2 separate regions of the Homo sapiens genome follow, and region 1 is linked to region 2. Evidence: read pairs that join two places in POLR2A ChIA-PET (ENCODE). Cell type or tissue: A673. All regions are shown on one strand. Links, peaks and the distances in the headings refer to the core of each region. The heading gives the core; the rest is flanking DNA. Region 1 has its middle 56 kb from the start of NEUROG2-AS1. Region 2 overlaps ALPK1 (alpha kinase 1).

Evidence for each region. ChIA-PET counts read pairs that join two places held together with the same protein. Peaks named below come from ENCODE experiments on the same cell type or tissue, not always from the same donor. Only the 100,000 strongest peaks of a DNase experiment are listed, where the experiment ranks them.
Region 1: POLR2A ChIA-PET joins it to region 2 with 6 read pairs; 3 of 35 experiments call an interaction of 5 or more read pairs at or near these places.

What each region holds. Positions count from the first base shown.
Region 1 is chr4:112,451,363-112,467,415 of GRCh38, forward strand. It overlaps the pseudogene TOX4P1. Among named protein-coding and RNA genes, the nearest start is that of NEUROG2-AS1, 56 kb to the right of the region's middle. In A673, for the core only: no CTCF peak of the experiment used is centred there; no DNase peak of the experiment used is centred there.
Region 2 is chr4:112,332,240-112,348,292 of GRCh38, forward strand. The region is part of intron 2 of ALPK1 (alpha kinase 1); the gene reads left to right. Among named protein-coding and RNA genes, the nearest start is that of ALPK1, 43 kb to the left of the region's middle. In A673, for the core only: no CTCF peak of the experiment used is centred there; a DNase peak (open chromatin) is centred at 7,992; H3K4me3 peaks cover 772 bases; H3K27ac peaks cover 1,761 bases.

The DNA.
Region 1 (16,053 bases), core at 5,801-9,800, 120 kb after region 2:
ATGGGCCTCCAGAGGCTTTGTTCCCACTGTGTATTATGGTATGCTGGGTGGCTTCATGTTGACAAAACTACGGGAACTTCAGGGTCTCAACCGGACCACCATCCCAAAGTGATGAAAATGTTGTCTAACTTCAAAGTTTAAGAATACTTCCTTAGTAACATGTTTCCAGTTTTAAAGTTGTATTTTCTTGATCACACTTCTTTCCCATGCAATCTTTTAGGGGAATAAATCAAGTGAAATATTTTTGTCCTATGATGGCCACACAATATTCCTCCCTGTTATGTAGCTGTTGGTGAGAAGGACTTCGGTAAGCACAATGAACTTTGTTCTTGCCACAGCAAAGAAAGAGTTAAATTCTAGACCCAGCTGATCCCCTGCCAGCAGGGATGTGGAGGAAAGAGTGGGTGCTCACTTTTCTCCCCATATTACCCAAATGCCTCTTTTATGCCCCATCCCCATCTTCTACACTCTCCTCTTTCTCGCTTTCTAAGGAGAAAAAATTGAAATTTAGAAACAAAGAATTCCGACACTCTGAAGTAATTCACGGGGCTTCACTCACTTTCAGGTCTTTCCTTTTCAGGGCAATAGTTTTTAGACTCAGCTGGTGATTAGGTCCTCTCTAGTTCTACCGCAGTCACTCTCACTAGGCCTCCTTGAAGGGGAGTGTCTGGTGAAATCAGACAGGAATAGTCCCAGCTCTGCTGCTCACTAGCAGAGTGGCACTGAGCAAGTTGCCTGGCCTCTTTACAGCCTTGGAGTGCCCATATGTAAAACAAGTATAAAAATCCCTACCTGGGTTTTGCTGTGAGGATTAGAGGTAATGCCTATGAAGGACTTAGCACAGTGGCTGGCACTCTTTGGTGTTCAAAGATAGGGTTTTTGTCTCTACTAAAAATACAAAAATTAGCTGGGTGTGGTGGCACATGCCTGTAATCCCAGCTACTTCAGGGGCTGAGGCAGGAGAATCGCTTGAACCTGGGAGACGGAGGTTGCAGTGAGCCAAGATCACACCACTGCACTCCAGCCTGGACAACAGAGCGAGACTTCCTCTCAAACAAAACAAAACAAAGATAGGGTTTTATTGTCATTATTACCCCAGCTGTTTTTCTGGTGTAGTCCTGATGAATTCATTTATTCAGTCCCACTCTCACCAACTGTGGCGGCCAAGATTAGTTAACTGCATGTGAACCCAGAATCTCCCCCAGACAGAAGGAGCAAACTTGGACCTAGGGATAAGCCATTTCTGATCAGGGTAGGGAGTGGGAAGTGCAAATAATAACAGTAACACTAACAATTATAATAGATTATGTTTTGTGGTTATTTACTGGTGCTTATGCATCATTATTATATCACCCCGAAATATTCTTTAAATTGCTGTTTTTGTCAAAATAGTCTAATATTGGTAAATTCATCTGGCTTGACCTAAATAATACTCAAACATAATTCTCTCATTCCATATCTCTCCAAACAACTCATCTCCAGGTAGTCCCATATCCTCCCAGCCATATGTGACTGCAATTCCCCAGATATGATGTGACTTCCCACAGATGTCTTCCAAAGCCCTTCCCTGTACCTGGTATATTCACTCCTACATTCCCTGGAAAATTCTATCCTCCCTCCCCTAGGAAACTATTACTTGTCCTTCAAGTGTCATCTCCCCAGGAAGACCTTCTCTGACTCTTCTACTACTCCCCTCTAGTAACACTAACACACACACACACACACACACACACATACAGGCTCCATTACACCATCACAGACCTTTACGGTAGGACCTCAATTGCACAGTAATTACTTGTTTATGCCTCTGCCTCCCCCCATTAGATTATGAGCACATGAAAGCAGAGATTGTTAGTTCACTTTGGCAGCCCCAGTGCCTAGCCTGGCACTTGGTTGTTAATAAGGCCTTGCTGAATGAAAGAATTAAATCATTAAAAATCGCAAGATTAATTAAGAGTGTGGTTTTATGATTGACCCATTGTGGCATAACTCTTAGTGTAATACAGTATTTAACATTGTGCCTTGAATATAGCACGTGTTCCATAAATGTTTGTGAACTGAATGAATGAAGGATGGCAGGTGAAAAATCTCTTAATTAGATCCAGAGGGTCCTCTTTATTTGTACAATCCAAATAAGAAAGGCGTTCTCAGACACTGAAAGAAGCTATGCTGACATCTTTGTCTTACAAAAGACTCATCTGAATGATAATGAGTGTGGAAAATGGATTAGCTCCTGGGTGGACAGGGTTTTTTTTGTTGTTGTTTGTTTGTTATTTGCTTTTGGTTTTTGTCTCAGTGAAAAAGTAAAAATGCTTGAGTGCTCCATCACTTAGGGAGATTGAGCCCATCTTCTTTTCCATGATTTTTATTTTAGTGCTTATTTAATTAAGAAAATTAAATCATTTTTGTGGTACACGAATAAAATTGGTGAAAATTATGGTTACCAGTATTTTATTACTGTTGATTTTTATCGCTCTTATATATCTGTAAACCAGATAATGCCGGAGAAATTGATTGCCATCTGTTCTTAGACTCTAGGAATAGGGCATCATTATCTCTAGGAGTACTCTACTACTATGTGACCCAAATGTACTGGTAATCCAATTTTTTAAGATCAGTAAATGTTTTTAACCTATATTATATGCATTATTACATGATATGCTTCAGATAAAGCATGAATTACTTTTAAAACAAGTGATAAAGAGGGCCTAATTTACTGGTTCTGGCTCAGAAACCAGGTGTTTTAAGTGCATTGAGTTTCATGAATTAAAGAGTGTGTTTCCTCCTTTATCCAGAGCTGCTAAGGATTATTGAGACTCCAAGATTAAAGGCACATCATGAAACTAAAACAGGCATTTAAACTTCCTGTGCCAAAATGCTGCCTTTGTTTCCCATCTCTTTCCTGATTAATCTCAGGACCATTCTTCATTACTACTACCCAAAGGTTAAAAGACGATTAATAGTATCAACTTCAAAACTTTTGTGAGAATTAGAGCACATGTAACCTTGCTAGGACGGTGCCTGGCAAAGAGTAAATGTTTCATCAATGGTTGTTGTTGCTATTTTTTTATCATTATTTATTCACCATATTTTCATCCTTTAAACCAAAGCAGAGTTAGAGTTAGCAATATTAGTTGTGTTTTCCACTTGAGCTAAGGTTAATTCCTAGATGAATGCCAGTTGCTTTAATTTTCACTGATAGAATCTGCTTTCTGTATCGTTAACCTCCACACTTGAGTATTCAAGTTTTGTTTCATAGTGTTGCCTCCATGCTTTCTGTGATCGGTCTCTGCTATAAGTCCACTCAACATCATTAACCTTTCATCCTGATTATGAAAATGTGGTTTTCCAAACGTATTTGACTCTGATAACACATGGTCACAAAATTATTTACATTAAGGGTTGCAGCCTCACACAGCTCCAGAGAGTCCCATTCACTTGAAATCAACATGCATTAGTCATCTATTGCTGCCTAATAAATTATCACAAATTTAGCAGCTTAAAACAATACCTGTTTGTTATCTGACAGTTCCATAGGTCAGAAATCCTGGATGGTATGACTGGCACCTCAGCTCAGGGTATCACAGGCCTAAAAGCAATCTGTCAGCTGGCTGTGTTCTCTTCTGGAGCTTGGGATCATCTTCCAATCTCATTCCTGATGTTGGTAAAATTCAGTTCCTTGTGGTTGTAGAACTGAGGTGGCTGTTTCCTTGTTGGCTGTTAGCTGGGTTTGTCTCAGTTACTTGTAGCCACTCTGTGGTCCTTGTATGGAACCCCTCCAGCATCAAGGCCAACAACAGCACACTAAATCCTTCTCATGCTTCAAATTTCTCTGACTTCTCCTGCTTCCAGTCATAGAAAACTTTCTGCTTTAAAAGGGGTCAGCTAATTGAGTCAGGCCCACCTGGATAATCCCCATATTTTAAAGTTAACTGACTTTCAACCAGGCATGGTGGCTCACACATGTAATCCTAGTACTTTGGGAGGCTGAGACGGGCAGATCCCTTGAGGTCAGGAGTTCAAGCCCAGCCTTGGCAACATGGTGAAACCTCGTCTCTACTAGAAATACAAAAATTAGCCAGGAGTGGTGGCTCACGCCTGTAATCCCAGCTACTTGAGAGGCTGAGGCATGAGAATCACTTGAACCCAGGAGGCTGAGGTTGCAGTGAGCTGAGATCGCACTACTGCACTCCAGCCTGGGCAACAGAGACTCTGTCTTAATTAATTAATTAATACTTATTAATTTATTAATTAATTAAGTTAACTGACTTGGGACTTTACAGCAGTGCCTGTATTACTGTTTGAACAACCAACAGATAAGAATCTTGGGGGAGGGCATCTTTAGAGTGTTGCCTACCACATAATGTGAGTTTGGTGCGCTCCTGGTTCTGAGATGCTGGGTTTCACACACATTTTAAGGTTTTTAGATGCAAGGAACACAGGCTTGTTTAAGGAAAGTTAAATAGGATACACATGATACAAGAAGTGGTCTCACAGTTCCGAGTCCAGTGGGGCGGTGGGAGCGATGACAGTCTGAGATGGTAGGAGCAGTTGTGTGAAGATGGAGTCTCCCGGAGGAAATGACAATTACCTGACAATCACAGGGCCGTCACACCTCTTCCTGTCAGGGGCCGAGACATTCCATACACCAAGCTTAGGTGATGAAGAATTTGAAATCCCACCTATCTCTTTGGATTCTGATCCCTCATTGGCTGTCTCAGATGTGGTTGACCACTTTGATGACCTGGCAGACCCTTCCTCTTCACAGGATGGCAGTGCTTCAGCCCAGTATGGGGTCCAGACATTGGACATGCTCTGTGGGCATGACCCATGGCTTGATGGAGCAAGGTGGGGGCTCCTCAGTGGAGGCTTGATCATGGACTTAAACCACTCTATAGGAACTCAGTATAGTGCCAACCCACCTGTTACAATTGATGTACTAATGATAGACATGACATCTGACTTGATGGGGCATAGCCAGTTGACCACCACTGATCAGTCAGAACTGAGTTTCCAACTGGGTTTGAGCTTACGGGGTGGCACCATCCTGCCACCTGCCCAGTCACCTGAAGATCGTATTTCAACCACCCCTTCACCTACTAGTTCACTTCACGAGGTTGGTGTTGAGGATTTCTGGAGGCAAATTTCCAGCCAGAAGACAGTGGTGGTGGAAGCAGGGAAAAAGCAGAAGTTCCCAAAGAAGAGAAAAAAGAAAGATCCTAATGAACCTCAGAAACCAGTTTCAGCATATGCTTTATTCTTTCCTGATACACGGGCTGCCATCAAGGGACAGAATCCTAATGCCACTTTTGGTGAGGTTTCAAAAATTGTGGCCTCCATGTGGGATAGTCTTGGAGAGGAGCAAAAACAGATATATAAGAGGAAAACTGAGGCTGCCAAGAAAGAGTATCTGAAGACACTGGCTGCTTACGAAGACAACCAGGAGTGTCAGGCCACTGTGGAAACAGCGGAATTGGATCCAGCACCACCATCACAAACTCCTTCTCCACCTTCTATGGCTACTGTTGACCCAGCGTCTCCAGCACCAGCTTCAACAGAGCCCCCTGTCCTGTCCCCATCCATTGTTGTTAACTCCACCCTTTCATCCTATGTGGCAAACCAGGCATCTTCAGGAGCTGGGGGTCAGCCCAATATCACCAAGTTGATTATTACCAAACAAACGTTGCCCTCTTCCATTACTATGTCTCAGGGAGGGATGGTTACTGCTATCCTAGCCACAGTGGTGACCTCCTGGGGGCTCCAACTAGACCCAACCAGTACAGCCACTATCCAGCCCAGTCAACAAGCCCAGATTGTCACTCGGTCAGTGTTGCAGGCAGCAGCAGCAGCTGCTACTGTTGCTTCTATGCAACTGCCTCCACCCCGACTACAGCCCCCTCCATTATAACAGATGCCACAGCCCCTGACTCAGCAGCAAGTTACCATTCTGCAGCAGCCTCCTCCACTCCAGGCCATGCAACAGCCTCCACCTCAGAAAGTTTGAATCAATTTACAGCAACAGCTACCTCCTCTGCAGATCAAGAGTGTGCCTCCACTCACTTTGAAAATGCAGACTACCTTAGTCCCACCAACTGTGGAAAGTAGTCCTGAGCGGCCTATGAACAATAGTCCTGAGGCCCATACAGTGGAGGCAACTTCTCCTGAGACCATCTGTGAGATGATCACAGATGTAGTTCCTGAGGTTGAGTCTTCTTCTCAGATGGATGTTGAATTGGTGAGTGGGTCTCCTGTGGCACTGTCACCCCAGCCTCGATGTGTGATGTCTGGTTGTGAGAATCCTCCCATTGTGAGTAAGGACTGGGACAATGAATGCTGCAGCAATGAGTGTGTGGTGAAGCACTGCAGGGATGTATTCTTGGCCTGGGTAGCCTCTAGAAATTCAAACACAGTGGTGTTTGTGAAATAGTCCTTCCTGTTCTCCAAGCCAGTGAAGAGTTATCTGCTGGGAACATGTCTAAGAGCCTGTTTTGGAAACACAAGCTGGGCTTCTGGTAGTGCCTGATCACAGCCCATGATGTCCGTTCATGTTTCCCCCCTTTTCTCCCTTCAGCAGAGGCCAGGCTATGGAGCAGGGCCGCTGAACTTGCTGTAATCTGGAGATGCTTTTTACACAACCACAAGCAGAAATACCAGTGGTAATAGCAGAGGAAAGGGTGAAGGGAGTATGGGCAAGCAAAGTATAGAGATGGTAGGAGTGGTGGTGGGGTTGAAGAAACTTGTTGGTATAATTGTCATAGGACTTGCCTAAAATATTATTAAAATGACGGGAGTGTACTCAGCTTTGAGCCTAGGGAAAAAAAAAAAAAAAGTGGTTTCACATGAAAATCCAAGACCAGAAACAAACATGGAACCTCACAGCAGGAGCTAGTGAATCCTTGCTCTGGTGATTTGCCATTAACAAAATTTATGCAGTCTCCTTGATTGTATTCTTTCTATATTTCAAGTTTAAATTTCTAGAGTTCTGCTTTCATTTAGAATGTAAAACATCATAAGAGAAATGGCTCTCACCCTAGCAATTGGAAAAAAGACAGAAAACCCACAAACTTTTCATGAACCCACTGAAGAGCTCAGGTTATGGGGCAACCAAATAAATTAAATTCCAAAGAATTACAAGCCCCTTCAATGAGAGAGAGGACATGCAAACTCTTTTGCCATTGGCAGAGCATAGAAAAAAGAGACGGCCACCATATAAGCCAGTTAGAAGAAATCAGCTGAAAGTTTAGTAGATTCTTAAAAGTCAATTTTGGACTAAAGTATCGCTTGAAATAACTGACAGTCCAAGACACAAGAGGATTTTGCCCTAATTTACTAGCTCGTTTTCACTGCCCTCCACTAGAGGCTCATGAGAAAATCTAGAGATGAATAGGCATGCAGGAGGTCATCAGTGGTACAGGCACAGAGAAAATTTTCAGTTGCCCCTGGGGAAGAGATATGAACTCTACCCAGCTACATGGCTCCTTCTGTCACTGAAAGAAAAAGCCTGAAACTACTGGAGATAAGGCAAGAATTCTGTTGCTTCTAGTTGATGACTAGAAGCAAAGGCCCTCTGGCCCTGGGAAAAAGCAGGGAAAACTCTTGCCCTCAGGATCCTGCACTGGTATAAGGAGAAGTGCGCTACTTCTGGGAATAGGCGGGAGAACTGTTTTCTATCCATGGCCCAATGACCCACAGATCAGAGTTCAACAGACACTGGGAGAAAGGGTAGGCAAGAAACACTGATGAGGCTTCATTTCTGAGACCCAGGCATGCAAGTCTGCCTAAAATTGAAACTATGTTAGGAAAATAAAAATTCCCTCTTCCCACAATAAACCTAGTCCACAATAACAAGCAATAGTATTTTACCACTGAAGAAGGATAAAGAACATGGAAACAGACTCCCCCGCCACCACCATGGTATGGATATGAAAGGAGCAAAGAAAGCTGAGGATAGAGCAGGAACAATGAGAAAAAGAAAACAAAACAAAAATGAAAACCTCCACTATCTCAGGCCTGCCCCACTCTAATCACAAAGAAGCATCAGCCCACCACTGAAGAAATTCAGAGCTAGCACTGCAATGAAGATAATGAGAGCAACAATAAAACCCAAACCCAGTGTATGTCTGCCTACACTAACTCAATGCCCAACATAACAGCCAAGCAAAAGAAAATGCATGTCCTTTTCCAGGTGTAAATATTATTTGTCTCAGCTTCTGTCATTCTTCCACAAAGGATGTCCAGCATTCACTCAAATAATAGGAGACTTTAAGAGCATGCAAAAACAACCCATTGTCAAGAGATAAAGCAATTGACAGAACCAGACTCAGAGATGACCCAGATGTTGAGAGTATCAGACAGAGATTTTAAAATCACACTGATTCATTTTGAAATTTAATAGAAAATGTGGACAGCATGCATGAACAGACAGGAAGTTCAGTAAAGACACAGAAACTATTTTTAAAAGAGTCAAATGGGAATGCTTGAAATAAATAAACACACATACACACATAATACCAACAGTGAAGACTTCACTATATGTGCTTATCAGTAGGCTGAACACAGCTGAGAGAAGAATTGGTGAATTTGAAAATAGATCAGTACAAGGCAGAAAACTAACAAAGATATTCAGGGCCTGAACTCTACATTTGACCTAATGGGCCTAACAGACATCTATAGAACTCTCCAACTAAAAACAACAGAATATACATTCTTCTCACCTGCACATGGCACATGCTATAAAATTGACCACATAATCGCCATAAAACAACCCTCAGCAAACTAAAACAAAAAACCAAAATCATGCCAAACACACTCTTAGAACATGGTACAAAAAAAATAGGAATTAATTCTAAGAAAATAACTCAAAACTGTACAATTATATGGAAATAACTGATCTTCTACTGAATGACTTTTGGGTAAACAATGAAATTAAGGCAGAAATCATTAAATTCTTTGAAAGCAATTAGAACAAAGATACAACATACCAGAATCTCTGGGACACAGCTAAAACAGTAGTGTTAAGAGAGAAGTTAATAGCACTAAACACCCACATCAAAAAGTTAGGAAGACATGAAATTAACAACCTAACATCATACCTAGAGAAGCTAGAGAAACATGAGCAAACCAACTCCAAAGCTAGCAGAAGGCAAGACGTAACCAAAATGAGAGCTGAACTGAAGGAAATTGAGATGTGAAAAATCATACAAAAGATCAATGAATCCAGGGGTTTCTTATTTGAAAGGATAAATAAGATTCACAGACCACTAGCTAGACTAATAAAGAAAAAAGAGATGAGATCCAAATAAACACAATCAGAAATGAAAAAGGGGACATCACCACTGACCCCGCAGAAATACAAAACAAAAGTTCAGAAACTACTATGAACACCTCTATGCACACAAACTAGAAAACCTAGAAGAAATGGATAAGTTCCTGGAAACATACAACCTCCCAAGATTAAACCAGGAAAAAATTGAATCCCTGGACAGACCAATCATAAGTTCCAAAATTGAATCAGAAATAAAAGGCCTACCAACCAGAAAAAGCCCAGAACCACATGAATTCATACCCAAATTTTACCAGATGTATAAAGAAGACCAGATACTGTTCCTACTGAAACTATTCCAAAAAATTAAGGAGGAGGGATTCCTTCCTAACTCATTCTCTGAAACCGGCATCATCCTGATACCAAAACCTGGCAGAGACACAACAGCAAAAAGGAAAACTTCAGGCCAATACCCTTGATGAACATACATGCAAAAATCCTCAACAAAATACCAGCAAACTGAATGCAGCACCAGATCAAAACCTAAGCCCTCACAATCAAGTAGGGTTTATCCCTGGGATGCAAGCTTGGTTTAATGTATGTAAATCAATAAATATGATTCATTTCATAAACAGAACTAAAAACAAAAATTACATGATTATCTCAATCGATGCAGAAAAGGCTTTCAATAAAATTCAACATCCCTTCAAGTTAAAAACCCTCAACAAACTAGGCATTGAAGGAACATACATTAAAATAGTAAAAGCTATCTATGGCAAACCCACAGCCAATATCATACTGAATGGGTAAAAGCTAAAAGCATTCCTCTTGAGAACTGGAATGAGACAAGGATGCCCACTCTCACCACTCCTATTTAACATAGTACTAGAAGTCCTAGCCGAAGTAATCTGGCAAGAGAAAGAAAAAGAAGGCATCCAAATAGAAAGAGAGGAAGTCAAAAAAAATCTATGTTTGGAGACAGTATGCATCTATACATAGAAAATCCCATAGTCTGTGCCCAAATGCTCCTAGATCTAATAAACAACTTCAGCAAAGTTTCAGGATACAAAATCGATGTACAAAAATCTGTAGCATTTTATACACCAACAACGTCCAAGATGAGAGACGAATCAGTAACACAATCCCATCCACAATAGCCACAAAAAGAATGAAATACCTAGGAATACAGCTAACCAGGGAGGTCAAAGTTCTCTACAACGAGAATTACAAAACACTACTGAAAGAAATCAGAGAAGACACAAACAAATGGAAAAATATTCCATGGTCATGGATAGGAAGACTCAATATTGTTAAAATGGCAATATTGCCCAAAGCAATTTACAGATTCGATACTATTCCTATCAAACTACTAGTGACATTCTTGACATAACTGGAAAAAACTATTTTAAAATTCATGTGGAACCAAAAGAGAGCTCAAATAGCAAAGGCAATTCTAAACAAAAAGAAAAAGAGTGGAGGCATCACATTACCTGCCTTCAAACTATACTACAAGGCTACAGTAACCAAAACAGCATGGTACTGATATAAAAACAGACACATAGAACAATGGAATAGAAAAGAAAACCTAGAAATAAAGCTGCACCCCTACAACCGTTTGGTCTTCAACAAAGTTTACAAAAACAAGCAATGAAGAAAAATTACTGATATCTGTATCCCCACCCAAATCTGGCTCTGTATCCCCACCCAAATCTCACTTTGAATTGCAATAATCCCCACGTGTCAAGGGCAGGACAGGTGGAGATAATTGAATCACGAGGTGGTTTCCCTCATGCTGTTCTCCTGATAGTGACTGAGTTCTCACAAGATCTGATGGTTTTATAAGGGGCTTTGCCCTTTGCTGTGCACTCATTTTTTCTTTGGCTGCCCTGTGAAGAGGTGCCTTCTGCCATGATTGTAAGTTTCCTGAGGCCTCCCCAGCCATGCTGAACCATGAGTCAGTTAAACCTCTTTTCTTTGTAAATTACCTAGTTTCAAGTATGTCTTTATTAGCAGCATGAGAAAAAACTAATACAACTCCCAATTCAATAAATGATGCTGAGAAAACTTGTTAGCCATATGCAGAAGGTTGAAGCTGGACCCCTTTCTTACACCATACAAAATTCAACTCAAGATGGATTAAAGACTTAAATGTAAAACCTAAAACTATAAAAAAAAAAAAAAAACCTGCTAGATAACCTAGAAAATACCATTCTGGACATCAGCCTCGGCAAAGATTTCATGACAAAGACTCCAAAAGTAACTGCAACAAAAACAAAAAATTACAAATGGGACCAAATCAAACTAAAGAGCTTTGGCACAGCAAAAGAAACTATCAACGGAGTAAACAACCTACAAAGTGGAAGAATATATTTGCAAACTATGCTTCTGATAAAGGTCTAATATCCAGAATCTATAAAGAACTTAAACAAATTTACCAGTTGTTAAAAAAACAAACAACCCCATTAAAAAGTGGGCAAGGGACATGAACAGACACTTTTCAAAATAAGACATACATGTGGTCAACAAACATATAAAAAAATGCTCAACATCACTAATTGTTAGAGAAATGTAAATCAAAACCACAATGAGATACTGTTAGATGGTGTAAGATACCAGTCACAATAGCTATTATTAAAAAGTAAAAAAACATGACAGATGCTGGAAAGGTTCCAGAGAAACGGGAATGTTTATACACTGCTGGTGGGAATGTAAGTCAGTTCAGCCGTTGAGAAAAGCAGTGTGGTAATTTCTCAAAGATCTTAAAAAGAAGTACCATTTGAACCAGCAATTCCATTATTGGGTATATACCCCCCAAAAATATAAATTGTTCTACCATAAAGACACATGTACATATATACTCATCCCATATATGTCCACAATACATATATATGTTCATATATATATATATATATATATATATATATATATATATATATATATGTTCACATGTACATATATGCTCATCGCAGTACTGCTCACAATAGCAAAGACATGAAGCCAACTTAGGTGCCCATCAGTGGTGGATTAAAGAAAATACATGTATACCATGGAATACTATACAGCCATAAAAAAGAATGAGATCGTGTTCTTTGCAGCTACATGGATGGAGCTGGGGGCCATGATCCCAAGTGAACTAATGCAGGAAGAGAAAACCAAATACCCCATATTCTCACTCCTAAGTGAGAGCTAAATATTGAGTACACATGGACACACAGAAGGGAACAACAGACATGGGACCTACTTGAGGGTGGAAGGTGGGAGGAGGGATTACCTATTGGATACTATGCCTATTACCTGGCTGATGAAATAATCTATACACCAAACCCCTGCGACATGCAACTTATTTATATAACAAACCTGCACACATACCTCTGAACCTAAAATAAGTTTTTTTAAATGAATATGACCTTAGGATGTCTTCTTTATTATACTTTAAATTCTAGGATACATGTTAGGATGGCTTTTACAACACAAAAGAATATACTCATTTTGTCCAAACACGGTAGTATTTTAATGACATGTTGAGCATTTTTATTTTGTTCATTTTTTATTAATTCTTCTTAGCATTAGAAAGAGTCTTTTGTTTCTTTCCTTTATTTTGTTCACCAGTCTATATATTTTTTAATTTGTTGTATTGCTTTTCATTTCTCAACTGAAAAGTAACTACCATGGAAATGAAATTATATCTGTTCTGTACAAGGTTGTAATCCTTATACAGAGGATGAAAGTTATAGTTCTTGCTATATGTTAGGTGCTCACTAAATATTTGTCAAATAAAAAAATAGATCAGTAAATATTATTTAAACTGGAATGTAAAGAGCCAAAAGAGTTTTAAAAAAGAATAAGAGCTGCCAAAAGCTGCATAGCAATATTAAAATAACTAAACATATGCAATTGGATTACCAGAAGAAGAAAAGATAGAGAATGAAACAGAGGAAATATTTAAAGAGATAAATTCTGAGAATTTTCCAAAATTAACAAAAGACAAAAATTCACAGATCTAACAAACCTAGAAAATCTCCCCAAAATATAAATATCAAAAGAAGCCACACCTAGACATAGCATAGTCAAACTGCTGAAACCAAATATTAAGACAAAATCTTCACAGTAGCCACACATGGAAACAGGGTAGCGTGGAGGAGATATAACTTACAGAGGAAAAAAGACAAAAATTACAAAAGACCTCTTGTCAGCAACTATAAATTAGGAGACAATGGCATGCTTTAAAGCACGAGGTGGGTGGAGGGGAGGGAGAGTTAACTGAATGTATTAGGGTTCCCTAGAGGGACAGAACTAAAATATATATATATATATATATGCAATGCTGTGTGGAAACCATGTGTATATATATATATATACACACACACATATATATGTACACATATATATACACACACACATATATATGTACACATATATATACACACACACATATATATGTACACGTATATACACACACACACACACACACATATAAAAGGGAGTTTCTTAAGTATTAACTTACATGATTACAAGGTCCCACAACAGGCCGTCTGCAAGCTGAGGAGCAAGGGGAGCCTGTCGCAAAACTGAAGAACTTGGGTCCAATGTTTGAGGGCAGGAAGCATCCAACATGGGAGAAAAATGCAGGCTGGGAGGCTAGGCCAGTCTCTCCTTTTCACATTTTTCTGCCTGCTTTATATTCACTGGCAGCTGATTAGATTTTGCCCACCAGATTAAGGGTGGATCTGCTTTCCCCAGCCCACTGACTTTAAGGTTAATCTCTTTTGGTAACACCCTCACAGACACACCCAGGATCAATACTTTGTATCCTTCAATCCAAAGAAGTTGACACTCAGTATTAACCATCACAGGTCCACTCCTTGTCAACCTGAACCCATACACATCTCCTGAGATCATACATAATCTTCAAATAAAGGCAATAAATACAACTATCCTTCGTACAACCAGAAACGTACCAATCCCCAAACCAAATACTATTACATAAGGTTAACAATACTTAAATGCTGATATGAAAATCAATAAATCTTACGTCACATGATAAAGGAAAAAGAAACAAAATAAGGATTTTTTTAGTACATGCATATACATGCACAAACATGTTTTTGGCAAAAGGAGTAAATACTCATGACAATCACAGTCCCCATTTCTGCAGCTGGTCACGTGGTCATAGCTGGTATTGATGACAACCTTCTTCTACTGCCCATTCTGTATTCCCTTTGCTTTCAGCAAGCACCTCAGCAGGTTGTAGTTTTTTTCCTGGTGGAATGACCCAAACCTTCATTCCTGAGGGGTCTGGGCCATTTGTAGTCCTGCCTGGATTGGGCTGTTGTAGTTTCCCATTGACCTTAATCACAGGGCATAGTAATACTAAGAGATGCCCTAGTGGATCTCCTGCATTCCATGCATACTCTTCCTTACATCCATTGTGGAATAGTGGACTGATTTCATCTTGATAGTCCTCATCAATTACCCCAGCCAACACTGTAACTCTCTTCTTAGCCTGTTGACTTAAAGGTAGGAGGAGCCCAGAGTGTCCAGGTGGCCATCTTAACTTCCAGTTTAATGGAATTGTTGTTATGTCTCCTGGTGGCAGGATTCCTCCCTCTGGAAGTAAGACCTCTAGGCCAGCAGAATGTAATGTCACAGGAACAGGAAGCAAAAATTTTGCTAGTGGATCACTAGGGGTTTTGCTGAGTGGTGCCACTTTCACTTCCACCCCTTGATTCCTGGACCAATGAATTCTGGCTATGGGAGAAACAGTATCATATATTGAACACTGATTCAGAGCATACATGGCCTTGTGGAGAACTTTACCCCAGCCCTGTAAAGTACTGTCACCTAGTTGGCATTGTAACTGTGACTTCAAAAGGCCATTCCACTGTTCTATCAATCCGGCTGTTTCAGGGTGATGGGGAACGTGATAAGACCAGTGAATTCCATGAGCATGAGCCCACTGCCACACTGCTTTAGCCATAAAGTGAGTGCCTTGGTCAGAGGCAATGCTGTATGGAATACCATGATGGTGGATAAGGCATTCTGTGAGTCCATGGATGGTAGTCTTGGCAGAAACATTGTGTTCAGGATAGGAAAACCCATATCCAGGGTAAGCGTCTATCCCAGTGAGGACAAACCTCTGCCATTTCCATGATGGGAGAGGTCTAATATAATCAACCTGCCACCAGATAGATGGCTGATCACCCTGAGGAATGGTGCCATATCGAGGCTCAATGTTGGTCTCTGCTGCTGGCAAATTGGGCACTCAACAGTGGCTGTAGCCAAGTCAGCCTTGGTGAGTGGAAGCCCATGTTGCTGAGCCCATGCATAACCTCCATCCCTGCCACCATGGCCACTTCTTTCATGGGCCCATTGGGCAATGACAGGGGTGGCTGGGGAAAGAGGCTGAGTGGTGTCCACAGAACGGGTCATCCTATCCACTTGATTATTAAAATCCTCCTCTGCTGAGGTCACCTGTTGGCAAGCATTCACATGGGATAAAAATATCTTCACAGTTTTTGACTACTCAGAAAGGTCCATCCATGTACCTCTTCCCCAAATTTCTTTGTCATCAATTTTTTAATCATGCTTCTTCCAAGTCCCTGACCATCCAGCCAAACCATTGGCTACAGCCCATGAATCAGTATATTATTGCACATCTAGCCATTTCTCCTTCCATGCAAAGTGCACAACCAGGTGCACTGCTCGAAGTTCAACCCACTGGGACGATTTCCCTTCACTGCTGTCCTTCAGGGATGTCCTAGAATGAGGCTGTAATGCTGCAGCTGTCCTCT
Region 2 (16,053 bases), core at 6,297-10,296:
AAGAATACCAGTTAATTTGCCTGTATAATACTGAAAGTCCACCAAGTATTTGTGCCTCTTTCTTCCTAGAACTGGACGCAAGAAGGTACAGCAAATTGACTTTCACAATTTGAAGGGGATATCTCAATATACTCCAGATCTCTAGACCCCCAGAAACATCAATGAGTTAGTAGATCTCTGAACTTTTATGGAATTTTTCTCTTATCCTTAGTCACATATATGTCTTGCCAAGGCATTTTGTGTATTTGCTAATTTATGCTCAGCAGATTCATTGACTGGTTGCCATCAATTACATGGCCATGGTCTATGTCCTGTGAAATGGTGAAATGATCAAGGTCCCTGAATACTAGGTTATGACACAGTACAGTCAGGGAGCCAATGTAGGAATTCTGCCACTTGCTGAGTAAGGTCTTCTCTAATTCTAAATACAGGAACTTGGAAAATAAATACAGGATGAATGCTTGGACCCAGAATGAACACACTGAGATAGATTTTGTCAAATATTCCATTTATCACCCAACCCTCTTAAGCTTTTCTTCTGATTGTTGGACTGTAGTGGTGTTATATGTCCCTGGAGTTAACTGTAGCTCAGAGACAATTCCAATAATCCCTAAAACTTCTAACTATTTTAGTTTCTTCATTGTACATTTACCCTCGTGAATTACTGCAGATCACTTTGGGGAATGCTAAAAGGAAGCCTTTTGATGCACTTTCAAAGAACTTGGCTTCAAGGGTCCCCAGTCTCCATTTCATGGAAGGGGCTTTTGGTCTATGAACCAACTCAGTTCTGGGAAGTAAGAGACTATGAGACTGTGGTCCCTCAAGCCACACTTCTATTTGCTAGGGTTAGGATTTTCAATTATAATACATAGATGAAGTAAAACCTTAGTGTACTGCCCATGTATTAAAGCTGAAGCTAAAGGTCCTTGCAGGTCAAACCATTCTGATTACTGATCTGGCCCTGCATAATTATGCCCACCTTGCCTCTTGGTTTATGCCTCTCCAATATCCTCTCAATTCTAAAGAGTATATCATGGAGTACATTTCTACTTTCATTCCCAGATTACAAAGTATAGTTGCCATCTTGCTTTTTAGTGATGTGTGCTTTCTCACTAATATGTTTTGTAATGCCTTGTTACTAGGACTATCCCTGGAACATAATTAGGAGTGATACGCTGCAGGGTTGAGTGAGCAGATCACCCTCACAGATCCATTCTAATATTTCTATCTCTAAGTATCTGTGTATCTTCATCCACATTATACTAATTTCTAACAGCTTGACTTCCTTTAGTGTAGGCCACCACTGAGTCCAGGTACCAGCCAACCAACTGAACAAATGGTCATAACCAATCTCACCTACCAGAACTAGCGCATTTACCAGAGTCTCTGGTAGATGAACCCACATTAATGTTTGACCCAAAGGAGCTATATTCCTTTCTTCTTCCTTCATTTAGCACTTAAGAATCCATTTTCACACATATTCCACTAGTTTCTGTTGACATAAATTAGAAAAAAAATTCTACAATTCTATTGGTGTGTAAGCCCATTCTCGTGTAGGTGTAACTTGGTTAGACTCTCCTTCTGATATTTAGACACTTCTGCCCCACAGCCTCTCTAAGAGAAGCACGAAGCTTCTTAATGCTTTTTCTTTTCCTTTTGCTTTTGTTTTTTGTTTGTTTGGTTTTGTTTTTTGTGTTTTTTTTTGGTAAACAGCATAAATAGGCTTTATTTTTATTTATTTTTTAACTTAACATAGAGCAACACTGATGTATTGTTTGTTCTTTATTTTATAATTTTTACAAATGTATAGTACTGTGTAACGAACACCCTCATCAAGATACAGAACAAATTTCCCTCTAAAGCATGCTTTAGATGCATATCACAAATTTCCTGAAGAAAAACAGTTTTCCAGGCCAGGCTCAGTGGCTCACGCCTGTAATCCCAGCACTTTGGGAAGCCAAGGCAGGCAGATCACTTGAGGTCAAGAGTTCAAGACCAACCTGGACAACATGGTGAAACCCCATTTCTACTAAAAATACAAAAATTAGCCAGGTGTGGTGGCATGCGCCTGTAGTCCTAGCTACTTGGGAGGCTGAGCCATAAGAATCGCTTGAACCTGGGAGGTGGAGATTGCAATGAGCCAAGATTTCACCACTGCACTCCAGCCTGGGTGACAGAGGAAGACTCTGCCTCAAAAAAAAAAAAAAAGAAAAGAAAAGAAAAGAAAGGCAGTTTTCCCTGTCCATACTGCCAATAAATGAAGCTTTGTTCAGGGCCAAGTTAATACGGCAAGAATCTAAATAATATTGTTTAGGATAGTGTATACTATGGGGATATCAAATTTTAAGGTGGTTTTAAAGTTTTAAGGTGGTTTTAAAGCTTAGTTCTTATATAGGAGTCTTGGCATATTAGTAGGGCATGTATATCCCAGGGGATATAGGGGAAAGTCACAATAAGGAGGAATTTTACCTATTATTTTAAACTAGGTAACTCAGAGGCTCTTCTAATGTTGGACCCAAATCCTTGTACTATAGGATTCTTTTGGATCTAATTATTCTGCTGGAAGCTGGATGAGAAAAAAAATCCTGGGCTACTTTGTTTTGTATGATCATTGTTGCCCATATACAGTTACTGCTAGAGCCAGAAAGGAAAATTGGATAACAAAGGTCTTGGATTAGCTTTTGCCAACCTACCACATTCCAGGGGTTCACAGTACCTATGTTAAGATCCTTTTTTAAACAGGGCACAGTGGCTCATGCCTGTAATCCCAGCACTTGGGAGGCCGAGGAGGGCGGATCACCTGAGGTCAGGAGTTTGAGACCAGCCTAACCAACATGAAGAAACCCCATCTCTACTAAAAACACAAACTAGCCAGGCGTGGTGGCACATGCCTGTAATCCCTGGCACTTGGGAGGCTGAGGCAGGAGAATCGCTTGAATCCGGCAGGCGGAGGTTGCGGTGAGTCAAGATCGTGCCATTGCACTCCAGCCTCCAGCCTGGGCAACAAGAGTGAAAATCTGTCTAAAAAAAAAAAAAAAAAAAGATACTTTTTGAGTCAGGGAAATGCAGTCATTTGCTTTTGGGCACTTATTGTGATTCTAATCATTGAGCTGTAGTCTTTTCTAAAGAACAAGGTAAGCCAGATGATCAAGGTTCTTTTCATTTTGCAAAAGGTAGATATGAATGCCTTTGTGGGAGGATGGTTGGATTCCTGTCCTCTTGTAGTATTGGATGTTCTTAGCAGGAAGTAGAAGCTGGAGCCATCTTGGGATAGAAATGAACAAGCTCACTGGAATCCTGTTTGAGGGAATGTGGCAGGACAGGGACTAATATCTGTGTGGGGTGAGTTTCTGAGTACCAGCTTTGAGAGAGCTGCATAATGGATATAATATATTCAAGCCACATAATCTGGAGGCAAAAAATATAACTCTTTATATTTTTCAATGACAGTATAATCTCTATCTCAAAATGCCATTTCATCTGAATAAGGGAAAGCTTGACCTAGTTAAATCTAGGCAGATTCCAGTAATAAAGGGTCTTCCTCATTAATTCTTGGCTTTCTTGGACTTCTCCTGAGGAGGACAGGTGCAGGGCTTTCACAGAGGGATCACAGTTCAACAGCTCTGATTCATCCCTTGCGTTCTTGGGATTTTTATTCAATCTGAATGGATATGGGAAGTGCTTATTTTTTATAGCATGTAAGTTCTCTGTCATGAATCTTTCATGGGGCTTTGCATTCTGAAAAAATAAATGAACGTAAAACCAACCAACCAACCAACCAACCAATCCATGCCCTTGGCTGGAGTCTACCTCTCAAAACGATTAAATCTACTTTTGTTTACTGCTATATCCCTAGTACCTACAATAATGTCTGGCACATAGTAGGTACCCAATAAATATTTGTTGACTATCTGAATGAATGAGTGAACAGGGGAATGAATCAAAGTGTAGGTTTTCACTTGCTCTTTTCAGACCTAGTGATCCCAGCAGAAAAGTAATCAAATGAGCAGCCACACACAGTGGAGATAGGTGAGGAAGTACCCTGGGCAATGGAAAGTAGATTCATTAAAATAATGGGTAAAATGAGATTCAGACAGATGTCACTTAGTGTTAAATCCAGGGAAGACAGACCTACAGAAACTACATTTGGAAATATTAATTTTCCTGTTGAAAAAAAAAGTTTTAACTGTAAGCAAGTTGCTCAATCTCTTTGGGCCATTTGCCTCTTTTGTAAATAGAGATGACCAAAAATTAATGAATGAAATTTAGCTGAATATAATTTTTAGCATCTTTATGGAAGATGCTAAAATTCACATATCATAAAATTTAACCATTTTAAGGGTATAATTAAAGTTTTCTTCCCTCTTAAATAGCTTGAATCCATTTCTTATTAAATATGTACTTGGCAGTTAATATTTTGGAGCTATGGATGGGCAACAACAGCGTCTTCTATAGTTATCTTTTTTGTTCATGGTCTTGGTCAGGTATTAATAATAGTGTTATGCTGGCCTTATAAAATGAACTAGGAATGTCTTTTATATTTTTCTATTAGCTATATAATCTAAATATCCTAGAAATTACACATTTCCAAAGAATTTGGTGGAACTAGACTACAACCACATCTGAATCTGGTACCATTCTTGGAAATAATAGGCAAATTTTTCCACTTATTCTTAACTAGAAATTTTTTTTTTCTTCAACCAGTCTTAATCATCTATTAAAAATTGTTCTAGAAAATGTAGTTCATATAAGTTTTCATGTTTTAAAATTGGATTTGTACATCATAGTTTATTATACTTCTAAAGTCTTAATCATAATACTGTTTTTATTCCTTTTCCCATTCTGAAAAGAGTCCTTTTTTTATTAGATTTTCCTGAAAGCCACTTTACTGACTTTTTAAACAACAAGATTTTTAAATTTATCTACTTTTTATAAATCATTATTTAAAAAATATATATGTTTATGCATTCCCCCAACTTCCCAAGTTTTAGTTTGTCTCTCTTTTTACTTCTTTGAAATAAAAGCACATTTTATACTTCTTCGCTTTTATTATTAAAGATTATAAAGCTATAAATTTTCATCTAAACATAGTTTTGGTGGCATTAAGTCTGGAAATGTATTGGAAAATGACAATAAGATGGTTTCTGAGTGCTATTGGAACTTCCAAGTGTTGGGCTGGGTGCAGTGACTCAAACTTGTAAGCCCAGCATTTTGGGAGGCTGAGGCAAGAGAATTGCTTGAGGTCAGGACTTTGAGACAGCCTGGGCAACAGTAGTGAGACTCCATCTCTACAAAAAAAATTTTAAAAATAAAAATGAGCCAGGCATGGTGGCATATGCCTGTAGTCCTAGCTACTTGAGAGGCTGAAGTGGGAGGATCATTTGAGCCAGGAGTTAGAGGCCACAGTGAGCTACAATCATGCCACTCCATTCCAGCCTAGGCAACAGAGTAAGACTGTGTTTTTAGAAAGAAAAGGAAAGGAAAGGAAAGAAAGAAATTTCCAAGTGGCTCAATAAAAAAATTTAATTTTAAATTAATAATTTAGAGCTTTTATGAGTTGTGGTCAAATAATTTTTTCCTTTTGAGGATTTGTGAAGCATCTCTTAAGCCTACTATACTGTGAATTTTCAGAGATGTTCAGTAATAAGTTTAAATATATGTTTATTTTGCATAAAAGCCGAATGGTTTGCTAATAACTTTTTAAATAATTTTGATTAATAAACTATTTTATGTCATTTTTCTTTTGAGAGGGAGTATCACTCTGTCGCCCAGGCTGGAGTGCAATGGCATGATCTCGGCCCACTGAAACCTCTGCCTCCCATGTTCGAGCCATTCTCCTACCTCAGCTTCCTGAGTAGCTGGGATTACAGACGCACGCCACCATGCCCAGCTAATTTTTGTATTTTTAGTAGAGACGGGGTTTTGCCATGTTGGCCAGGCCAGTCTCGAACTCCTGACTTCAGGTGATCCACCCACTTTGGCCTCCCCAAGTGCTAGAATTCAGGCGTGAGCCACCGCGCCCGGCCGTCATTTTAATTTTTAAGTGTATTCATTCTCAATGTTTTTTCCCCTAGGAAAACTGTTTTTGAGTAAAATATCTTGAATAATTGTAAATCTACCCAAAAAGCATAGAGTTTTTTTCTATACTTTTTTTCTACCTTGTTTAAATTAGAAAGTGATACTAAACAGACAATCAGAAAAAATGTATATAAGGGATAAGAGGAAAAGTCTATACTTTTTTTACCTTGTTTAAATTAGAAAGTGATACTAAACAGACAATCGAAAAAAATATATGTAACGGATAAGAGGAAAAGCCTACAGAAAAGATGCTTAATAAGTTTCAAAGTGGTGCAGGCATAGAAAAATGCATACCACTTGGGAAAGGTATTTGCTAGTGTCTGGAAGGCTGCAAATAAAGTCATAAGGTCTTTCAGAGTATGTTTTACCTTGGAAGTGAGTGGAATGTAAGAACAAGCAGAGAATTACATTAACTATAAATAAATTTCAGCGTGAATATAGATATTGCCAGCATTAAAGGAAGATGGCATGACAACTACTAGCAAAGTTTTCATTTAATTTCTGAAAGTGCCAAAGTGGTTCACAGGAACAGAGATACAATTATAACTGGTCACCTACCTCATGGTCACCTCAGGAGAGCAGGCAAAAACTACCTGCTACGTAGTGGGCAAACCCATTTAACACCAAACTCAGAGTTCCTTCCACTGTGCTGTAAAGCCTCTCTAGCATATGCTTGTGAAGAAAATGGCTACTTTAAATAAGAAGCACTACTGAGAAATGTTCTTTACTCTGCATGCATCTTCAAAAATATTTGAAATTACCCACAATGAGAGACACAGGTGTGTCCAGAACTCTTAAGTCAAGGGTAAAGAAGATGGACCAAATAATGAAAGGTGTGGGTTAGACAGTTTGTACAAGGTTATCCAAATGAGGGACAACCCTGGATCTGAGCACAAATCCTGGCTCTGAGTTTCCTGGGAGTAAAAGCAAAAAGGGATAATATGATGAGGTTCCGGTGTCCATAATCAAATAAGAAGAAATATATTTCTTTGGCATAAAAATCAAAATGTCTCTTGCTTTGATATCATAGGACAATTTACTATGTGGGGCTTTAAGTAAAATAACATTAGATAGTGTAACAGACATCTTCAATAGCAATTTTTACACAATAATTATTTTCAATATTACGAATAATTTATAAACCAATTATTTGTTTATAGATTAGTTAACTACAAGATAAGAAAAACAAAATCAGTCTTCTTTATAACACTTTTCTTTTAAAAAAATAATTTAAACATTATTAAAGGAATGTCATCAGTAGAATATAGACTTCACTAATTTTCCTTTGTTTTAACTAAAAAAATACATTTTCTGCAATGTTGTATAATTTTTAGTTTGCCATACTTTGTTGAAATTGAATCACTGCATCATCTATTGGCAGCTCAGTTGGATATAGTCAGCTGAGTTGTCTTTGTCTATGAAAAAGTGAGCTACCTAGAAATTACTGCATCTAAATGTTTAATGCTGCCCTGCAAAACTGTGACATCACTGAATCTCTTTCTCTTGATTATCCAGGATCAGATTCCCTAGACAGAAGGTGTGGTTAGCACTTGATCCTAATCAAAGGACCAAAAATACTTGGTTATAGTTCATTTTAATCTTAGTTGAAAAGATTGTGGATAGACACTTAGGAAAAAGTGAAATCAGCATAATATCGTCTCTTCAAGTGCAGTCCAGCTTTCAGAATGGTAACTTGGATTTCGGCCTCCTTGTAATTCTCCCTGATGAAAACAGAAGGATTTCACAGCACAGAAAGCAGTGGTTTATGAGTCTGGGTATGGACAGACACACAAGAGAACTCTGTTCATCGTCTTCAAAGTGATGCAGCGATGGCAAGACTGCTGCTGTGGCCACATGTAATATAGCCTGTAGCTCTTTAAAGAGGATTAGCCTTAGTGCGCTGGGAGCATTCAATGCTGGATTTCATGTAGAGCAGAATATGCTAATGAAATGTAAATGTCTACGGCAAACATTGCGTAATATAGAAAACCTTCAAAACTGAGCTTTGTCTCTTGCACGGTGGGAAACCAAACTTTATTACATCAGAAAAAAGTAAAAAAGAAATAACCTTATACTTTTCTGTCCTATGTATCTGCTTCTAAAAAAAAGTGAAGTTAAATGCATACACATACGTATTTATACTTAAATTAAATTTCAATGTTATTAGAAAAAGTAATTTCAGTCACTCAAAAATCTCTTACTAGATCTATGCCCTTGGGTGGATGTAAAATCATTTATCTCTGAAGAAAAAAATACACATAATATGGATTTTCTTAAACACTGTTATTAAGATTACAAAGGGCTTACAGAGTAGATTCCCCCCTCAACCCTTTTCACCTGAAAATTTCTTATTTGTGATTTCCACTTTGTGCGTGAGCAATGTCCTTCTACTCAATGTTGGGAAATGCTACATCTTCATAATTTTCCACATAGTGCTTTTACTACTTCATAGGAAGTCGGTATGAGATTTGATCAGTTTTTTAAAACTGCACATGCACTTAGTTAAGATATCAAAGTTATTTTCATTTTAGTATTAGAATTTCAGAACGCATTTGGTATTAGGAAAGTGAATTCACTGTAAGATGTGTGATTTGCAGTCCATGTAATGATGTGTAGCATCTTTGAATTCACGCACGTGGTTCCCAAAGATTGAAAGCCCCCTAAAGATTTTATCTCAATTGCTGGGAAATAAAGATCCCAGCAAACACATGGAACTGGGTGCTTAGTTACTAGCATTTCCCTACACTCAACCAAGTAGCTTAGGTTCTCTTGGTTTTTGTTGGTCGGTGGTGTGTGTGTCTGTGTGCGTGTGTGTTTTATATCTCAGTTTTGAAGGGTTTGTCTCTGTAGACATAGAGGGATGGTAATACATATTCATGAAAGCGTGTTCTTTCCAGTCCCTGTTAACACTGACAAAGCCTTAGCTGTTTCACACAGCAAGCTGACTGGGATTGTGTGTGGGGGCTGCATGGCCAGATTAGTGCAAACAGCAAGCCCACTCTGCTGCTCGTTAGGCCTTGCCTTCCTGACAATTTCCCCAATTGTCGCTTGTGACAAGGCTGTCATTAGGTGATGGCTTCTTTTGGCCATTTTCAGATAAAGATAATTTCCTTAACTTCCATTTTATTTGACAACAGGCAGTTTGGGAGAGAAAGGAAGTGCTTCAGTAGTATATAGATTAGGGTTTTGTCACTTCAAAGCCATCTTTGATCTAAAAATATGTGCTGTACCAAATTCATTATGTCTTTTTTTAAAGAGCTTTTAAATTTATTGATCTTCTCCTCAATTATTCTCCTTTTACGTCCAATAATGATGTGCGAGATGGTAGTGTTGGGCAAAGCCTAAGGAGGAGTGTGGGGTGAATGCAGCCAACTGGTCACTTCTGAGGTCATTACAAGAACGAAACAACAGGTGCTTTTGTTTAGTGTTGATTCTTTTCTGAATCCCTGTGTGGACAAAGGCTTCTCTTCTATTTATTGCTCAACATAATGATATCGGTGCCAAGAGAATAAGACAAAATTACGTTTGGTATTACAGCATAATAAGTCATAGCGTGTACAAAAATTGTGCCTACAGTTGCTTTCACCCTCACCTTTGAGGCCACAGGTTTCTCCAGCCAGCGCAGGAGTTCTGTGGAGAAAGAGCAAGAGACTTCTTTGTTGACCAACAATTTGACTTCCTCTAGAAGCAAGCTTACATTGTGCTGAAACTCAGCTTGCCAAAGTTCTTAGAATTGAATCATTAAAAAAATCATACAGAGAAGAAGAGAATAAGAATTCCTGTGTGAAAATGTACTTTAAAAATAGCACTATGAGCATTTATGGCTTAGACAGTAGGCCACTTGTTTAGAAGGTCCACTTGTCCTCCTTTTGTTGTTGTTGCTGTTGTACACAATGGTTGTGTGGAATTACTATGTTTTAAACAACACCTAGGACAAAGGGGTGTACAGTTTACATCCAAACTATCATGATTAGCAATTGTCTCCTAAAACTTCACATGTAATAACCAATTTAGGACAGAACAAGCTACTCATTTCCACTCCTGCAATTAGGAAAAGGAGGTGAAAATAAACACCTTAATTTCATTTTTTTGGTCTAAATGTTATGTTACTTGCCTCTTGATAGTCTACTTTATAATTTAGAATGATCTAGATGCTTTTGATATTTACTATTTTAGCAAAGAATTTCAAAATCTTATATATTAAAGAAAATATGTAATTTTAAAGCATGACCTCAGGCTCCTAAAAGCAATGACAATTGCTTCTTTTGAAAAATCACTTTTCTGAATTTTCAAAAGCTAGTATAACACAATGCCTTTCATTTTGCCTAACTAGTTTAGAGGTCTAGGACTCTATCCATGGACCTTCAATCCACAGTAAATTCTGGATAAAAACAGCCAGCATTTTCTATATGTCATGTACTTTTATCCTTACTAAGAAGTAGATACAATTGTTAGCTCAATTTTACAGATGAGAAAGTGAGACACAAAGACATTAAGCAACTTGCCCATTCTCTCATATTCCAGTAAATGTTAGAGCTAGAATTCAGACTTGGGTACTTTAGATCCAAAGCCTCTGCTCTTATTGCTGGGGCCCAGAATACATGGGACCTGGAATACCTACATACGCTTCTCCTGATTCCTCCTGGTACAGAACAAGTAAATGTTAGTTCTTCTCTCCCCTTCCATCCCTTCAGCTCCCCAGTCCTGGTCTCCTGCCCTACACAGTCCAAGCAAGTGGGCCAAGAGATTGCAGCAAAGGAGAGGGGCCAGAGAGGAATCTTATCTTCTGTCCTGGCTTCTCCAGTTTTCCTCCTGCCTGCACATTAAACACACAGGGACTGACGTGCTGAGACCTGGTAAATTCAGACAGTGGGGTTCACGGTTCATCGTATCCTTTGAAGGACTCCTCCACCACTTCATTCAAGATATCTGATGTCATTTCTCTTGACTTCGTTTTAACTAGAAAACCTTGATTTTGATTATTTTTTAATTTTTGGTGAAATCAGTAAATGCCATTTTGAAGAAAGAAAGAAGTAGACTATGAAGGAGAGTGTTTTGGGGAAAGATCTCTGTGTCGTCTTAGAGTTCACCTGCTTTGTGACTAGTGAATGCACTACAGAAACTGGCAGACAGCAACACCCTCAGCCTGCCTCGGAAGAGACAAAAGTAAATACCCGTCTCAAAGAGAATGCACTGAAATATGATATCAGCTGCAAGAGAGGGCCATCTCCTCCGGTCAAATGAGAAAAATCATATTATCCTCGCTGTGGTATACAAATAGCTTGTAAGCCACATTCTCCATTTGAATGATAACAATAAAGTGCTAACCTCGCTGCTGCAGGCCAGCCTGATCCCATCTCCAAACACAAACACTTCTGCCTGGGTTTTGGCTGGGGGTTGTGCTGTGGCCTCCCAACCCCCACCCTTTCCCCCCCTTCTCCCCCCTACCCCCGTTAATTGGCTGAGACCACCAGAATTTGGAGGACACAGATGTCACTGATAGTTTTCCTAGGGAGCACATTCATGCCCATCTGTTGCAGCCTAGAAGGCTGTTCATATATCCACAAGGCCTTCATTTAATTCTTGTCAGAAAGTAATGTAAATCCAGTTTACCTCAGAGGTCGCAGGCGAGATTTATGCCAATGAGCCCCCTGCAATTTACACACACTGTAGTTGTATAGGATGAAAAGAAAGCCTTTCATGTTGGTGCATATTAACAAGAAAGCCTGCCTTCCGAGAGAGGCTTTTTGATTGAGGTTTCTCCTGATTTTAATACAGCCGATGCCAGTTGGTATACCCAGCTTTAGAAAAGCGGGGAAAAAATCTAATCTTTAAACTGAAGTTTCTTCTTTTATAAGAAGTAAAAGAGAAAGAGTGAAATCCTAGCAAGTGGCACTGCCATGTCTTTAATTATCTCTTACTAGACAAAACTCCCTCGCACTTGGAGAAGACAGTGTGACAGGAGAGCACGTTCCAGCCTGAACTGCTGCGAGTGGAAGTCTAGGGAGAGCTCAGTTGTAAGCAATGATCTTTCCAATGTGAAAATAGTGGGACTGAACAGTTGAATTAGACTTCTGACTTTTTGTCTGTCTCTTTCTAGTATAGTTAAAGTATGGAGTTTGATAATTTGGATCAGGCTAGGTAGAAATTGATTCATCAGTAAATTGGAAGAAGACATATGTGATATATACATAGAAAATAATTCATAGAATTATCTTATTGGAAGTCTAAGAGCATTAAAAAGGACTTGGGTTACATCTTTCAATGTATTGATACATTTTGAAATATTCAGGACTGTGTAAGTAGGCTGGAAGGCAAATGGTTTTAAAAGCATTCATGGGGTCAAAGACTCCTGGAAATTCTGAATACACACCTTGTTTAGTATGTGACCTTGGGAAAGTTACTTAACCTCCATGACCCTCAACTTTCTCATCTCTAAAGTGGGGATCATAAAGCCAATATCACAAAGTTTTGTGTCTGAGGTGCACAGCATAGCACCTAAAGTACAGAAAGTATTTAACCAATAGCAATTTTCCCTCTCCACCTTGTCTTTTGGTGGTACCTGTGACAGCAAATTACAGATTTAAAATGTTAGTTAATTTGGTTCAAAACCTCTAAGCATTCAACTCACCAGACTACTTTTTCGTATTTAAAAAATGTTTAAAGATCAATGAAGTTGGAGATTTTCTTTCCCACTGTTTAGAATTTTTGTTGTCAGCTGTTTAATTTTTTAATTCTGTAGAAAGTAGAATAATAGAAGTGTGTTGGTTTCGGTAAAAGTAGGCATGGCTGCCATGCTCATTCAGAGTTGTAGCCTCTGATTTCCCAAGACAGTGTTAATAGGGGGCGTGCTTCTCGTGTTTTTATAGACAGTGCTCATTTACCCATACTAATGGCTTTGAAGTATATGGTATGATTATTTTTGCACCACATTTAACTTTTTGTTTGTATTTTGCTTAAGATAATATTAAAGTTCAGCTGTGATTTCTAAGTACATACTAACAGGACAATGAGGCACAGTAACCTAGAAGCATTACATGATGTGGATGTGGGTGGAATGGGGCCCTGATTAAAAATACAATGTGTTGTTGGCAACACAGTAAGCAGATACTCCAAATATGCATAATCTGGACTTAATTACAGAATTGGATAAAGCAGTAGCTTCATTTTGCAGAGTAGTGGTCATATTAGGGAGGCCGAAGCCCAATTTTGTTGGTTATCTAAACCAGGGAAGAGGAGATTTCAAATAATTTCAGAACGGTCTCTTGCTGCCTCTCAAAATTCATCAAGACCATTCCTTTTTGTTGGGGTCCTCAAAAGAGAATTTTTAAATTTTTTATTATTAAAAATTTCGAATATGTTGTTACAAAAGTAGAGGGAGCAATGTAAAAACTTCATGTACTCTTATGTAGCTTCAACATTTAATAGTCCATAGCCAACCTTGACTAATTTACATCTTTAATTTCTCCCCAGCTCCATGCCTCAAATTCTTTTGAAACAAATCTCAGACTCCATATAATTTCATTTCTAAGTATTTCAGAATGTATCCCTAAACGATATGAACTCTTGGAGTTTCACTCTTGTTGCCCAGGCTGGAGTGCAATGGTGCAATCTCGGCTCACTGCAACCTTTGTCTCCCGGGTTCAAGCAATTCTCCTGTCTCAGCCTCCTGAGTACCTGGGATTACAGGCGTGCGCTGCCATGCCAGGCTAATTTTGTATTTTTAGTAGAGATGGGGTTTCTCCATGTTGATCAGGCTGGTCTCGAACTCCCAACCTCAGGTGATCTGCCCACCTGGGCTTCCCAAAGTGCTGGGATTACAGGTGTGAGCCACCACGTCCAGCTGATATGAACTCTTTTTAAATATAACCACACTACTTTTATCCCACCTTAAAAATTAACACTAATTCTTTAATATCATTTATTATATCATATATTATCAGTCAGAAATCATGGGACTTTGAGTTTTAAGAAAGGAAATTCATTATTTGAGTCTCATATTACAAATTAGTTGTTTTGCTTCCATAACACAACAGTTTCATGAGGACTCTTAACGACATTCATTGTGGATTTATATGGTTGACACGTTTTGTGATATGTGGTAGTAACTTTTAGAATGAGAATGTGTCACCTTGTTGAAAAATAAAAATCACACCATCATTATGTTCCTACTCCATCTTCATTGATTCATTTGGATAAGTGTTTTCCAAACTTATTGGTGTCAATGAAATTGTATGTGGATGGCCATCATATAAAACAGATGGAAATGAAATTGCTCTGGGTCCATGATGCCAACCAGTCATTTGGCCTACTCTTTCCCCATGTGGGGCATTGCAGGTTTTGGTATGTGAAATGCTTTCTTAAGTATATACTATTTTCCCATTATGATTTCAGGGTAAGACAAATTGCTGTGTGAAACAGTTTTAAGAATAGAAGATTACACACATAGCCAACATCGAAAAACAAACAACAGTACAGTATTTACTTTTTAAGCTTCCTACCAGCAAAAATAATCTTTCACTTAAAGTAATTAAAATGTTTATTGTAATGGGAAGAGTCCACTGTGCTCATAAATAACGACCCCACTTCTCAGTTGACTACACTGGGGCCTCCTGGGAGGAGATGTATTTGCTTCCTGTCAGGATTAATCTATAAATGCAATCACCACTTAGACCTCATCAGTTCTTTTCTTCCCCTTCATTGGTCCTCTGGACTTATATTGTAGCTCGAATAAGGTCAAATTAGGATACTTTTTCCCCAGGAAAAATATAGCAGTAGCTGTTTCAGTGTTTTAAAATTTGAGAATCAAGCCTAAGAGTCGTGTCTTTAAATAAACTACATATACTTTTCTGTCATAGAATCAACATTCTGTTAAACTAATGATTTCTGCTTGTCAGTATGATGATCAGTTTCTTCCCCACAAAAAGCAGGACACAGAGTGGTCTCACATAAAACCACAGTGGCCTTAAAAGCTTATGTCTAACTTCTGGCACGTAATCTTAATGAGTTGCTATTTGAACTTTGACAAATCACTGAACTTTTGACTTAATCTTCAAATGGGAACCATATTCCTTGCTACCTTCCTCACTGTAATCTTATAAAAGTCATATCATCAACCCGATTCAATTTTCTTTGTCAAGATCTAATAATAAATACCTTTTCTTCTAAGTAGTATAATAGTAGGAAGGATGGAATGAATTCTCCAACTTTCCTAAATTTAAGTAAACTCATCCTGTGGGTCAGAATGTTGCTTTGGAATTTTTTACAAGTTGAATTATATAATTATGTTTACTTCTCGAATGAAGTTGTTTCTGTGGGTTGAAAATATCTCTTCTGTTTCTCTGGTAACCTTCCAAATACCAAATATGTATACAACAGATATTCAGTAAATGCTTAAATACCATTGAGAAGTTTACAGATACAGTGCATCTTATTTGATGCATTAAACTTCTAAGTTAGCTATGAAAGCCAAGCTTTAAGGAAAGAGCAGGAAGCAAGCAATTATTTTTTGCCAGTAATAGACTGTGTAAAAGCTAATATGTTTCACTTGCCTATTTCGATTTACTTATTTTTTAAAAATTTCCTGTATCACACTGTTAGCTCTATACTGGCAAATATTCCTTCATTAGCTAAAAGCAAAGAATAGAATTAACACTAAGTCTCAGATCGCCATCCTCCTTATTAGAGAAAGGAGAAAATGAGAGTTCTTCCGCTTGAAGAGGTACCAAAGAAAGTAAGCAGAGTGGTTCAAAAACAATAATCATCCCCTAAGCCAGGTGATTGGCGTTCTGAGCACATTTGCTCTGCAACTTAGCCGCATTTCACTCAGTCACATAACTCTTACAGAAAGTGTAGAATCCTGAAAGTCTAAAACTGTGCTCATTTTCCAAATCAGCCTGGTGAAATCTAGTTCTTGATTCTCAAATTCAGAATTTCAGTTTTAAGTTTAAGGGCATTAAAACTGCAAGTTATAGA